Linked DNA regions of Homo sapiens: regions 2 and 3 are each linked to region 1. Evidence: chromatin contacts called from ENCODE Hi-C or POLR2A ChIA-PET data. All regions are on one chromosome and are shown on one strand. The core of a region is the stretch at or near the end of the contact, and the rest is flanking DNA. Distances in the headings are between cores, read along the strand shown.

The links. Hi-C counts contacts between places; a loop is a spot of excess contacts on that map. ChIA-PET counts read pairs that join two places held with the same protein, here RNA polymerase II (POLR2A). Pooled maps may share reads with other maps.
Region 2: a map of endothelial cell of umbilical vein shows a loop between it and region 1 (6-fold over the local background). The contact joins two enhancer-like sites. A Hi-C loop is called at or near these places in 4 of 168 maps with a recorded cell type or tissue (B cell, Caco-2, OCI-LY7 and 1 more), 5 of 37 single-sample maps with no recorded cell type and 10 of 50 pooled maps. POLR2A ChIA-PET finds 5 or more read pairs at or near these places in 10 of 52 experiments (A673, Caco-2, H1 and 5 more).
Region 3: a map of HepG2 shows a loop between it and region 1 (7-fold over the local background). The contact joins two enhancer-like sites. A Hi-C loop is called at or near these places in 7 of 168 maps with a recorded cell type or tissue (CD14-positive monocyte, Caco-2, HepG2 and 4 more), 2 of 37 single-sample maps with no recorded cell type and 11 of 50 pooled maps. POLR2A ChIA-PET finds 5 or more read pairs at or near these places in 9 of 52 experiments (B cell, Caco-2, GM12878 and 5 more).

The regions. Positions count from the first base shown.
Region 1 is chr4:123,441,671-123,446,223 of GRCh38, reverse strand. No RefSeq gene overlaps it. Among named protein-coding and RNA genes, the nearest start is that of SPRY1, 47 kb to the right of the region's middle. Within about 2 kb of position 1,888, at least 17 of the 41 ENCODE cell types and tissues checked have a DNase peak (open chromatin) inside an H3K27ac peak, as active enhancers do; they include OCI-LY7 and endothelial cell of umbilical vein, where a contact is called at or near this core.
Region 2 is chr4:123,503,497-123,508,049 of GRCh38, reverse strand. No RefSeq gene overlaps it. Among named protein-coding and RNA genes, the nearest start is that of TRC-GCA2-1, 3.1 kb to the left of the region's middle. RefSeq lists an enhancer at 1,662-2,509. Within about 2 kb of position 2,684, at least 29 of the 41 ENCODE cell types and tissues checked have a DNase peak (open chromatin) inside an H3K27ac peak, as active enhancers do; they include OCI-LY7 and endothelial cell of umbilical vein, where a contact is called at or near this core.
Region 3 is chr4:123,476,844-123,481,396 of GRCh38, reverse strand. No RefSeq gene overlaps it. Among named protein-coding and RNA genes, the nearest start is that of TRC-GCA2-1, 30 kb to the left of the region's middle. Within about 2 kb of position 2,441, at least 11 of the 41 ENCODE cell types and tissues checked have a DNase peak (open chromatin) inside an H3K27ac peak, as active enhancers do; they include OCI-LY7, where a contact is called at or near this core.

The DNA of each region.
Region 1 (4,553 bases), core at 639-3,138:
TTCATCTCTAAAATGGAGCTGGTAATACTCACTCTGCAATTTATATCTTTAACTTCCTTTGTGTATAGGCTAATGTACATATTTTCCACATTGTGTAGCAAATATAGCCCCCCTGTGTGACACTGAAAAACAATTGTGATTTTCCCCACCCTCCCCACCCACAAAAGAGTCAGTACCAAGTAGACTATGTCCTCAATTCTCCTACCTGTGATTTTTAAATTTTTTTTTTTTTTTTTACTACTGAGTAATCACCAACTCTCTGTTACATCCCAACACTGCAAACCTATGAAACAAAACACGGACCAGAACTTCTGAAATAAAGCAGAAAGGTAGAATTCATTTTAAGCCACCACAATTGGCAGGCCAAGAGTTAAGAAACAGTGTGGACATTAGCATTAAGTATTACCTACAACAAAAATTTAGGGTTGCGTGGTCTGTAGGCATTTTCCCCCTCACATGGAGAACTAAGAAACTTCAAATTTTTATTTTTATTTTTATTTTTTTGAGACAGAGTCTCACTCTCTGTCACCCAGGCTGGAGTGCAGTGGCGCGATCTCACTGCAACCTCTGCCTCCCATGTTCAAGCGATTCTCCTGCCTCAGCAAATTTTTATTTTATTTTATTTTGAGACTGGGTCTCATTTTGTTGTCTAGGCTGGAGTGCAGTGGTGCAAACACTGCTCACTGCAGCCTCAACCTCCCAGGCTCAAGCAATCCTTCTGCCTCAGCCTCCTGAGTAGCTGAGACTACAGGCATGTGCCACCATGCCCAGCTAATTTTTTATTTTTTGTAGAGACAGGGTTACCCAGGCCGGTCTCAAACTCCTGGGCTCAAGCCATCCTCCCACCTTGGCCTCCCAAAGTGTTGAAATGACAGGTGTGAGCCATCGTACCTGACCAAAATTTTAGATGTTAATGTTAATAAACTTTTAAAAGAATCCCAAAATGCTGCTATGCCTGTATAGCAGAATATTCATCTCCTGGGTGAAACTGAAGGTGTTAAAACAAAAATTTCAAACTCACCCACTCTACTAGTTCTGGCAGATATTCCTGAGAATTTTAAATCCAAAGAATTTAAGGACTATTATGAAAGATACAAAGTCACAAATACCGTTTTACCTAGGAAGCATGTAAAGTCATGAATATTTTTCCCTAATTTTTAAAATAAAAAATGAGTTAGCTTTCAATAATTAAACTCATTCTTTGTTATATGTTTTATTATTATATTTGTTACTTAAAATAATTGAGACCTGGAAAATTGCTGTGAGAAACTCAATAGTCCATTTGATTAATATTCTAATGTAAGGTTATATTCAAGTCAGTTTAATTGTAATAATATTTGTATGCTTAAATAATATATACTGAAACCCTGGAGTAATCTTCTATTCCTCTGAAATACATGGTTATTAAGGAATGAGTTAAATATGTACAAGTGAATTTTTTAAAATGCCATTTGTTTTTCAGTTTACTAAAGAAAATGTATTTTTGCAACCAGGATCCACTGGGCTGCTTTATTCAACCCCGCGTCTCCCCGCCCCCACCTGTTCCACATGAGGCCTGAGCTATACTAAAATTTTGCAAAGCCTTGCATTGTTCTCCCTGACACCGGATCAGCCCACACAAAAAAGCAACTGCCCGCTCAAAAGCAATCCGGTGATGGAGCCTGGTGCTATCTAATCAAGGGCAAAAGGTCACTTCCGAACAACTGGGCAATAAAAGATTATTTCTAGCGACAAAACAGGGAGGCCCAGTGGTGGGGGGTAGAATGTGGGGAGGAGCTGGGGAGGAAGGAGGGCAAAAGGGCTCCAGTCTGTGGGAGGAAGTGCATTGACTCAAGGCAGCAGACGGGAACCATCTGGCTCCTTCTGAGGTCTGTTTTTTAAGACAAGAGAGAAAGCCCCCTTTAAAGGGGACAGTGACTCTGGGCTGTGCGATTCACACTTTTGCATAATATAAAACCAGCTTTCCCAGACCTAGAAAAATCAGGGAGAGAGGGAAGGAGGGAAGAAATCTTTCCCAAATGGAAGGATTTGTCTTAGCAAATGTTAACCAGAGGAACTGCTGCTTTTGGTCTCAGCAGATCAGTAAATAAACTCTCTTGATAAGCACTAAGTAGACGATCCAGCAACTGGTGTTTAATTATTATTTGAAGTTAACCTTAACTTAAAACACATGCACACACAGTTTTTAAAGAATATAAAATTCCGTTTTGGTGATACTGCTGTGCTAACATCTTCCGTCCTCCCAGGAGCTACTTCTGCTGCACCACTCCCTTCCCCCATCACCAATCTTCTGGCTTCCAGAGTCTTTTCACTTGTTCTTATTGAAGCACCTTTGAATGGGTGCGAGGAAATTAAAGGGCCTATTATATTCAGCCTAGTTGCTTTGGTCTGGGGAAAACTAGAATTACAGATAGTGTACCCTATTTTCCCCACCCTCCCCACCCACAAAAGAGTCAGCACCAAGTAGACTATGTCCTCAATTCTCCTATCTGTGATTTTTAATTTTTTTTTTTTTTTTTTTTTTTTTTTTTTTACTACTGAGTAATTACCAACTGAAATAGAAAGTGCCCAGGCTGAGAGATCACCGCTGGCTGTGTGGCTGCAGACATGAGATCCTGATTACAGTAATTCAAAATCTACAGAACAGGAAGCCTGATCATCTTCAGACTTGTTTCTCTTTTTTGAGGGGGTGGAGGAAGAGAAGTGCAGCATGGCTAACAGACCAGCAGATCTGGGACTGTTCAGGGTGGGCCACTGTTTGATATTCATGTTTTTCAATATAAGCATCTTTTTTTTAAATGGCTGTGTCTGAAAATTGGAATTTGGAATAAATATCTGCTGACCAACCCAGCAGCACTGCTAGGAAGGAAATAGAGCATTTAAATGTCTATTTCTCTGAGGACAACCAAACCTTTGTCCCAATAGAACACATTCACAAACTGTTCTACAGAGGAAATTTCATGTAAGTAGGAAGCAGAAATGGAGATAAGGAAACTAGAACTTGCTTTTTGACATCCACATAAGCATGAGAAAATATTATGACAGAAAAATAATAAAATGACATTATAAATGTCAATAACTTTTATTACTGTCTACTACATATTGGTCACTGGACATTAGGTATAATGGGACTGCCACAGAAAGGTACCTAACCATTTTCTCAAGGTGTTTATAATCTAAAAGTGGGTAGGATAAACCCACTTGGAAAACATGCAAAAGAATATATACATCAGTCCAATACTAATTGTTCCTTCATGCTTAAGGGATACTGGAATAAAATGTTCTTAGATTAGGCTGGGTTACTTTGAGAAGACTTTAATGGTGAGATGAATTTCAAACAGAATTTAAGAGAAGGGTAGCCAAGCGTGGTGGCTCACGCCTGTAATCCCAGCACTTTGGGAGGCCAAGGCGGGCGGATCACAAGGTCGGGAGTTCAAGATCGGCCTGGCCAATATGGTGAAACCCCGTCTCTACTAAAAATACAAAAAATTAGCCAGGCGTGGTGGCACACGCCTGTAGTCCCAGCTACTCGGGAGGCTGAGGCAGGAGAATGGCATGAACCCGGGAGGCAGAGCTTGCAGTGAGCCGAGACTGTGCCACTGCACTCCAGCCTGGGTGACAGAGCGAGACTCTGCCTCAAAATAATAATAATAATTAATTAATTTTAAAAAATAAAAGAAGGGTAGATATGCTTTGGGAGAGTGAAAAGAACATAACAGTCTCTCCCAGCCAAGCAAGTTTAAAGGTGGAATGACAAATTCCGAGTCTGCTCAGTAGTATTTGATGTGCTGAACTGAAGAGATTAACAGATGAGGACATTTCAGGGAGCAAGGAACTGCCACACACAAAGGTTACGAGCTCCAAATGCAAATCAAAAACCACAAAGAGATACCACTTTACACCCATCAGGATGGCTATTACCAAAAAAAAACCTCACCAAAAACAAAAAACCTGATAAAATAACAAGTGTTTGTGAGGATGCAGAGAAACTAGAACCCTTGCACTGTCAGTAGGAATGTAAAATGTTACAACCACTATAGAAAACTGTATAGAGATTCCCCAAAAAAATTAAACACAGACTTACCATATGATCCAACAATTTCACACAAAAGAATTGACGACAGGGAACTTGAAAAGAATGTTCATTCAACCATGTTCACATCAGCATTATTCACAATAGCCAAAAGGTGGAAACAACGCAAATGTGTATCAATGAATGAATGCATAAACAAAATGTAACAGATACATACAACGGAATATTATTCAGCCTTAAAAAGGAAGGAAATCCTCACACATGGCATGACATGGATGCACTTTGAAAACGTTATGCTAAATGAAGTAAGCCAGACACCAAAGTACAAATATTATATGTTTCTACTTATATAAGATACCTAGAGTAGTCAAATTGTTAGAGACAGAAAGTAGGATCCTGATTACTAGGGTCTGGGAAGGAAAGGAATGGGAGTTATTGTTTAATGGGTACAGAGTTTTCATTTCAGATGATGAAAAAGTTCTGGAAATCAATAGTTGCACAACAATGTGAATGTACTTAA
Region 2 (4,553 bases), core at 1,435-3,934, 61 kb before region 1:
TGATCACAGCTCACTGTAGCCTCAACCTCCTGGGCTCTAGTGATCCTCCCACTTCAGCCTCCTGAGTAGTTGGGCCAACAGGTGTGCAACACCACACCCAGCTAATTTTTTTTTTTTCCTGTAGAGACAGGGGTCTCACTTTGTTGCCCAGGCTGGCCTATCTTTTTTAAAAAATTTATACTAATAAGTTAACTTTGAAACCAGCTTAGACAGATTTTTTCCCCTCCAAATGATGCTTCTGTGAAAAATATGAATTATGAGCCACACCTGCTGGCTGACACCTGCTTCTGGCTTTTTCCTGCTCTAAAATGGCTGAGTGAAATGGAAATGAAGCAGGAATTCATAGTTAAGGGTCAATTCTTGGACCAAGGCCGTGATGAAAGAATGTACTTGGATAAGAAACAGAAGATCCTTGCACTTGGCCACTTGGAAAGCTTCTTGGTGGTAGCCTAGGCAGTAATTAATTCACAGATCCAGGTGTTGTATGTATGTTGTGTGTGCTCTCAGAGCATGTCAGGACAACTTGAGAGCAAGAAGTCTGCAGCCACGTGGTTGGGAAGAGAAAGTGCCTTTTAAGAAAAATAAAAAATGGATGTGAGCATTTCACATAGTCAAGTGTTTGCATTAGAGACCAAACAGACATCTACCTCTTTACAGAAATGTATTAACATGCCCGACACTGAAACACCTAGATTAAAATACTTCAACATCTATTTTATAATGTGTCCTCTTTATTTTACCTTCAAAACCACAAGACAATTACCTGCTTCCTGTTTAATATGTACTGAAAATGGAAACGAATTTGATTTTTACCTGACAGCTGTCCCTTCAGATTTTTCCTTTGTTTTGTATTACTATGGCTAGAACAGCCCAGCAGGACCATGACTGTATTTTTTTTTATTGTTTTTTTTGAGACAGCTCACTCTGTCGCCCAAGCTAGAGTGCAGTGGCACGATTTGGGCTCACTGCAACCTCCGCCTTCTGGGTTCAAACGATTCTCCCATCTCAGCCTCCTGAGTAACTGGGATCCAAGCCCGGCTAATTTTTGTATTTTTTAGTAGAGACAGGGTTTCACCGTCTTGGCGAGGCTGGTCTCAAACTCCTGACCTCAAGTGATCCGCCCGCCTGGGCCTCCGAAAGTGCTGGGATTACAGGCGTGAGCCACTGCGCCTCGCCTGACTGCATGTTTTAAACAAAAACTGAGACTTATATGTGTGGACGGTTGGTTGAATTCATTTCAGACTGACTGGGGGTGGGATCTGATGGTCCTAGTGTATCCCCAGTCCCGCTGCAAGTGGAGTCCTCCATGTCGTTAGGAAGATCAGAAAAGCTATCTTGTGAAATGTCACCATGCTCCAGGGCTCTATGGGCAGTCTTCCACTTTTCTACAATACCCCAAACCTATGTGTACCTTTCCCCAGCCTGATGTTGAACACACTCTAAATTACAGCTGTGGACACAGAAGCACAGGTGCGGCCCAGCTGCAGTGGCCATCCTGCCCATCAACCTCTCTGCTTACAAGCCCAAGAGGTCAATGCGAAGCAGCAGGGCCCCCTGAGGACAAGACGTCTCCCTTTTCCCGTAGTTGCACGGGAAGCAACCCGAGACCTCCGAACTTGATGTTTAATGTGAAAAAAGGAAAGAGAGGGAGCCCATGAAAAACAATCTTGCAAGAATTCTGAACACACTTCTTTCGGCTACTCTCTGCCTAAGTGCAAAGGGCACCAAAAGGGTACGTGGGGTCTCCACTGTACTCATGGCTCACCAAAAGAGGCGACTCCCTTCCAGCAATTACTTTTTCTTAATACGGAGGCGCTTCGGCAGGGCTGACCAGACCCATGAGTCTCTCATGCCCTCTCCTTGACAATGCAGCAAGGGGGAATAGCAACAGTTAAAAGAGCGGACCACCTTAAGTAAAGGAAAAAGCGTATTTCCATATTCTTAAACAAAGGGGTTCTGCACCATCTGTCCCTGTCTGGGTGCCTCCGCTCCACACTGAGAGGATTTGCGAGGGATTCAAGTGCACCTTATAGATTAAATAGTCACTCGGCTGCTTAAGCCCGGTTGCCCAGACAATGGCCGCGCAGAGCGCCCCTTCCTCCTTCCTTCCTGTCGAGCGTTCTGCCTGACTACACAAACTCAATGCGCGCGGCTCCCCCGATGCAAGAAGTGGACTTGACCGGAGCTAAAACCAACAAAGGCAGATTCTGGTGGGAGCTGCGGAAGCGCCGGGCACTGAGTCAACAAGCGGGTCGCATTGAAATGCAAATGGCGCGGCCGCGGCCCCGGCGCACCACCTCCCGCTCCTTAACTTCTCAACCCCCGGGCCTCGCCGGGCCTTGAATGGCTCCTTTGACGCGCGGTGGCCGGCTCGGGCCGTGGTCGCGGCCTCGGCGGCGGCGGCGGCAGCGCTGCGTCCCTGCGAACTCTTTTTTTTTTTTTTTTTTTTTTGCCGTAGTTATAATTGCCCTAACTCATCATCACATCATCATCATCACCCTTCCAGACTTGCGGGTGTACACAGCCTGAAGCGCAGAATTCCCTGATCAGTGACCGAGGAACTGAAAATTTCAGCCTGCTGCTAAGGGGGGAAAAAAGTTCCAAAGTCCAATTGTGGCGGTTAGGTTTTGTTTTTTCTAAGAATTTACTCACTTAAGTATTTACTCACTTAAATCCTGTGCGCTTTCTTTTATCCAGAAAGAACCAGACTTAAATTTTTTCAGGTGCTAGATGACATATTTAGCTTAGAAGGAAGTTCTCGCGGATGCTCTGTAAACGTTTAAGTAAAAACAAATCCCGTTTGGCACTTAGTTACCGCCCGCCGTCTCTCCCCACGCCTCCATCCCTTGTTTTACTTTGGCGAGATAATATTATCAGTTTGCTGTTTATTTTGTGCTTTCCCTAAGGTCTAAAGTTAATGCATGTCCTGTTAAAATTCCTACAGGACAGTAAAGGGAGAGTAAAGGTGAGTTTTCTTTACAGAAATAAAAGGCTAATTTAATTTTTTTAAACGATGAGTTACTAGTAGTAGTTTAAAGCTACGTGGTAATTAAAAGTCACCTGAAAACCTAAGATGACCTTCTACAGGAGCTATATTTGGCTGCTATTTCAGACTGTTAGGAAATAAGGACTGATATATCTATAACAAATATAATGAAGTAAATAATTTTTCAACTCCTAATTTTGTAAGTTAACCAGAATATAATCGTATTTGAACATCTAATAGTTGTGTAATTCACTGAAATACACAGATTATTTTGCTAAAAAGCAACTAAAGAAACATGCTACCATCTTTAATTTTGCATAATTTTTAATTTATTTGGTATAACAGAGTCGAATTTAAGAAAAACTTTCATAGTTGGCGTGGCTTAAAATCAGAATACTTTATGCTTTTTGAAGGTAGGTCTTTTCTTTTGGTAACACCTCCCTACCCAGCACACAGGTGTGTGTGCAAACACACACACACACACACTTTGGCCTATAAAAAATAATTGTTGGATTGCGTTGAGCTGAGTTGAGTAGACTTAAAGAGTCGAGTTGCTCTACAAGGCAAGATTCAGAATTACAGTAATGGCATTACTTTCTGTAATGTATATCCAATAGTTCTGCTTGCGCATCCATTCTCCCTTATAGAAGGTGAACCTAATTTTCATTCAGAGGACTATCCCTCTCCCACTCACAGTCTCAGTGGTTCAGTGAGGCCGACCCCATCCACATACATGGCTCCAGGGCCACAGCTAGTCCATACAATGTCTTCACACAAGTTAGAAAAATGCACTGCTTCCTTCAGGCAAATGAAGTCCAGCACCAGAGCACCAGCCTTGCCCAGAAAATAGCCAGGGTTGCACTGCCTTGTCAGCTGGGGCTTTGTACACTTCACATCACATGCAGTCCTTCCTATTTCCAGCAGTAAACATGTGACTGCCATCAGCCTATTCAGTCTATAGTGGTAAGTTTCAGGAACAGGCATATGAACCAAGTTGATCTCATGATAGCCGGGAACTTTTGCTGAAATTATTAGAATAAAGCCATTCTTGCTTTCTAGTGGAACTGAATAACTCAGGGGTTCCCAACCCCCAGGCCACATACTGGTACTGGTCCGTGGCCTGCTAGGAACTGGGCCACACAGCAGGACACTGCTCCCCATTGCTCACATTACCACCTGAGCTCCGCCTCCTGTCAGATCAGCTGTGGCATTAGATTCTCATAGGAGAATAAACCCTATTGTGAACTGCACATGCAAGGGATCTAGGTTGCCAGCTCCTGAGAATCTAAAGCCTGATGATCTGTCACTGTCTCCCATCACTCCCAGATGGTCCCATCTGGTTGCAGGAAAACAAGCTCAGGGGTCCCACTGATTCTACATTATGGTGAATTGTATTGTTATTTCATTATATATTATAATGTAATAATAGAAATAAAGTCCACAATAAATGTAATGCACTTGAATCATCCAGAAACCATCCCCCACTCCCAGGTCCATGGAAAAATTGTCTTCCACAAAACCAGTCACTGGTGCCAAAAAGATTAGGGACTGCTGGAATAAGTGGTAG
Region 3 (4,553 bases), core at 1,192-3,691, 35 kb before region 1:
GCGATGAGAACCTGGCTTTTCTGGAGTCCACACTGGCCTCTTCTCCAAGGGAGCTGCTGTATGACAACAGACGGCTGCTGTGTTCCTCACCTTCTTGTCGTAGGCTCTGCTGTGGTTTATTCCCCATGTATATGATTCAGAGCTCCTTACCAAGCACCTCTGTGGCAGCCAAGGCTCCACCACTGATGAGTTATGCCCAAGTTATTCACTTTCTTCCATCTCCATTATGCTCAAGCAGAGCCCATTTCAGCCCCAACAGGCAACATGAGAACAAGGAAAGGAATCTAACATTTAGTGAGAGAGGCAGGTTGGTGTTCCTAAATGTGGTATAGTATATGAAGCATCAGAGTTACATTATATGACCCAACTCCAAATGAGAAGACTCTGTCTGGGGGACATAAGTCTCAGTTTCCTCTTCTGTTGTAATTAATGCCAACTCTTGCACTTGTGGTGGATATTGAGATAACGTACATAAAGCACCAAGCACAGTGGCTGGCACATGGAGATAACAACTATAATAGCTGGGTGCGGTGGCTTATGCCTGTAATCTCAGTACTTTGGGAGGCCAAAGTGTGAGGATCACTTGAGTCCAGGTGTTCAAGACCAGCCTGGGCAACAAAGTGAGACGCTGTCTCTGTAAAAAATAAAAAATGGGCTGGGCACAGTGGCTCACGCCTGTAATCCCAGCACTTTGGGAGGCTGAGGCGGGTGGATCACCTGAGGTCAGGAGTTTGAGACCAGCCTGGCCAACATGGCGAAACCCCGTCTCTACTAAAAATACAAAAAATTAGCCAGGCGTGGTGGCAGGCGCCTGTAATCCCAGCTACTTCAAAGACTGAGGCAAGAGAATCACTTAAACCTGGGAGGCAGAGGTTGCAGTGAGCAGAGATTGAGCCATTGTACTCCAGCCTGGGCAACAAGAGCAAGACACCATCTCAAAAATAAATAAATAAATAAATAAATAATAAAATAATTAAAAAATAAAAAATAAATTAGCTGGGCGTGGTGGCACACGCCTTTAGTCCCAACTACTTGGGAGGCTGAGGCAGGTGGATTGCTTAAGCTGGGGAGATCAAGACTGCAATGAGCCATATTTGTACCACTGCATTCCAGCCTGGGCAACAGAGCAAGACCCTGTCCCCGAAAGCAAAACAAACAAACACAAAAACCAACCACAATAATAGACACTAGCATGATTAAGCAATAAATGCTTTTTGCAGGAAAGTAGACTTGCTATGCCACTTACTAGCTGTGACTTAGACCAAACCCCTTCACCTCTCTGAGCCCTTGTGGTGGCCTCTTCTGTCAGCTGAATCTAATAACACTTGTGCTGTTTACTCATGGGCTATTGCGCAAGTCAAATGAGAAGACCTATGTGAAGGTGCACTGTAAGTTGCAAACCCCTAAATGAAAAAGATCCTGTGTAAGTCATTCCCTTACCAACCAAGCTTGCTTTGGTCGATTGGAAATTTTACAGGGCCACAGGATAAAATGTATTAGGAAGAACTGGTGTACAATCGTGATTATCGATTAACTTGTATTCAATCGTAATGCCTTAAACCAACTCATTTTGAAAACCTCTAAATACAAATAAATCAAGGCAAAACCAATCAGCATTTTTGTCAAAAAGAAAAAAAAAGATTGGCAGGAAACAAAAGCTATACCAAATATAAGAAGTTGCACATGCCTTCTTAATCTCCTACTGGGAGCAGGAAGTGAGTGAATGAAGGTTCATACTCCTGAGCACCCAGTTTCCCCAGCTATATGCACATCATAATATCCCTCAAAACTCCATTAGCTACTCCTCTGTTACAATTCCAGAATCACACAGCAGTTCCTATGCTCCTATATAGTAATTCAAAAATACAGACCTTTGGTCATTTCTCAGCCTTTTGGCTAAGATCAAGTGCAAAAATATACACATTTTACACACACACACACACAATTTAAGAACACATTGTAGAAATCGATCACAGCTATTACTCCTTTTTTTTTTTTTTTTGTTAACAATTCAATAGAATTACAAGAGGAAGAAGGAATGTCATTATGAACCTGGGTGTCTGAGAGGGCCAGAGAAGGACTGAGGGCAAACAGAAAGCTATGCTATCAGGAGGAATTTACACAGGTAGTCAGGTTTCTGAGTATGCAGAGGAAAGAAGTTTCAGTTGGATCACATTCAACAGGACATGAGCCCGGAAGGACTGCTTTAGTCTTATGATGTAAAAAGAAGTTATATAAGTTGAACAAATGCTCCTCTCTTTCAGGAATGTCTTACACAAGTTGCACAAACTGTCAGAAGCCTCAGGGAAATAGCCAGTGGTAAAAATGTTTGTCCAGCACTCAGCTGACAGGCACGCATTGCAAAAGTGTCCCTGGTATTTATTACCCTTGCCCTGCCCCCAACATATGCACACCACAGTACAGCAACGGGGCTGCAAGCGAACCACATCAAAGTGGAGCCTCACTCCCCTTTTGCCCTTCTGAGTTCCAGCCAGCCGATCAGGCCTGCTGTGCGGAGGTGAGCCTTTGAGAGGTCTTCCTCGTTCCTCCCTAGGCTAGACCTGTTCTAAACACAAACAGAGGGCTCCATCTCCACCACGGTTCATCTGATAAAAGTCACATTGTTCAAAGCCACACTCAGAAAAGCATTATAAATTGTACTACAGGAATAGCTCCTCATCAGCAGAAAGATAGCTTAAATAACCTAATAATTCCTATCTCTAATGCTGTGATTCTTTAGAACTGTTCAAGGGAAGAAATTCCCATTGGGCTGAAAAGATGGAAGGCATGGAGAAAAAAATAATAAAACATCTTTTCAAATCATTGGACCTTGTATATTTGCCCCCACCCTAAAAATTGGATCTTCGTTTACAGAAAATGACTATGGAGCATGCCACAAGTGAAATCCAAATTACCCTTTCCAGCTTGCTTTGGTGTGATAAAACGCATTCCAATTTTTTGTGTTGTAAAAGTCCAGAAAGATTACCACATTTCCCTCACAAGTGTCATCCAGGATATATTTGCACAAGTGTTATTTAAAGGTTGAGTTGATTGGATTAATGGAGCAGGCACCTCCACCATAAATGGAGGGCTTGTTAATCTAATCCTTACCTCCTCCTTCAAAAAGGCTACTGTTTCTGTCTTGTGTGTCTGAGAGAATGGTCCACATGAAGAGAATACCAACAGTAATAACAACCTGTACCGAGCGCTCCCTATGTGCAGACGCCACTTTATGCATCCTGCATTGATCAAATCCTTTACTCCTCACAGCAGCCTCAGAGGCCGGGCTGTTGTTGGCCCCATGCTTCCTTCCTGTGCACGTCTCACAGCTGGTGACACACGGTTTTTCCCTCATGCAGTGTTCTCTCTGTGGCCTGGCATCTGTGGCCATTGTTCACAAGGACGTCAGCCACCACTTCTTCACGTCACAGGATGTAATGTCTCTGCTTCTAAACCACAAGGTTTCCCCACTTTTCTATTTTTGTAAGTCAGTACAGATGCTGCCTTTCTGGGAGTTGTTTTTCTGGGAATTTGGACCTTCTTTTTTCCTAGGCTGTACTCACATACTGTTGTCATTCATCTTCCAGCCACATCTAGTATCTAGTGCAGCTGGATGAATGAGTTTTCCAACTAGTGGCTAATTGTGCCCTAGGGCAGCATTTTATAAAAATAGGGAGTGTGTGTATGTGTGTGTGCGTGCACACACGCATGCATGCATTCTCCAAATAAAGCTACTATAGAAGCTGCTATAGTGTATAAAAACATGAGCTTTGGAATCCAACAGTTCTAGGCTATAATCTCAGCTTCATCACTGGTTTCTCGGGGCCCTGGGAAAGATGACTTAACTTCCTTGAGCCTCAGTTTTCTTATTGGTAAAATAGAATAATGGCAACACCTACCTCAAAAAAAGTTATAGACTTTAAATATAATTTTATATAATATACAGTTATTGTATTAGGCTGTTCTTGCATTGCTATAAAGAAATACCTGAGACTGGGTAATATATGAGAAAACAGGTTTAATTGACTCATGGTTCTGCAGGCTGTACAGGAAGCAGAGTGGCATGTTTCTTTCAGGGGCATCAGGAAGCTTCCAATCATGGCAGATGGCAAAGGGGGAGCAGGCACATCACATGGCGAAAGCAGGAGCAAGAAAGAGTGGGAGCAGGTGCAACATACCTTTAAATGACCAGCTGTGAGAGCTAGAGCTCACTTATCACCAAGGAGATGTCCAGACCATTCATGAGGGATCTGCTCCCATGATCTAAACACCTCCCACCAGGCCCCACCTTCAACACTGAGGATTACATCTCAACATGAGATTTGGAAGAGATATCCAAACTCTATCAGTTATCATCACTTTAAAAGTGCTAGCTACTACTATTGCTATTTCTTCAAACTTTCACTGTGTAATTATCAACATCATCATTCACTTAATAGTATTGTGTTATATGACCTGACAATTCCATACTTAGCTGGATTCTCCAGGGAACTTTCCCTTATTTGCACAAGGAGACCTTTACAGGGATGTCACTGAAGCATTGTCTATAATAG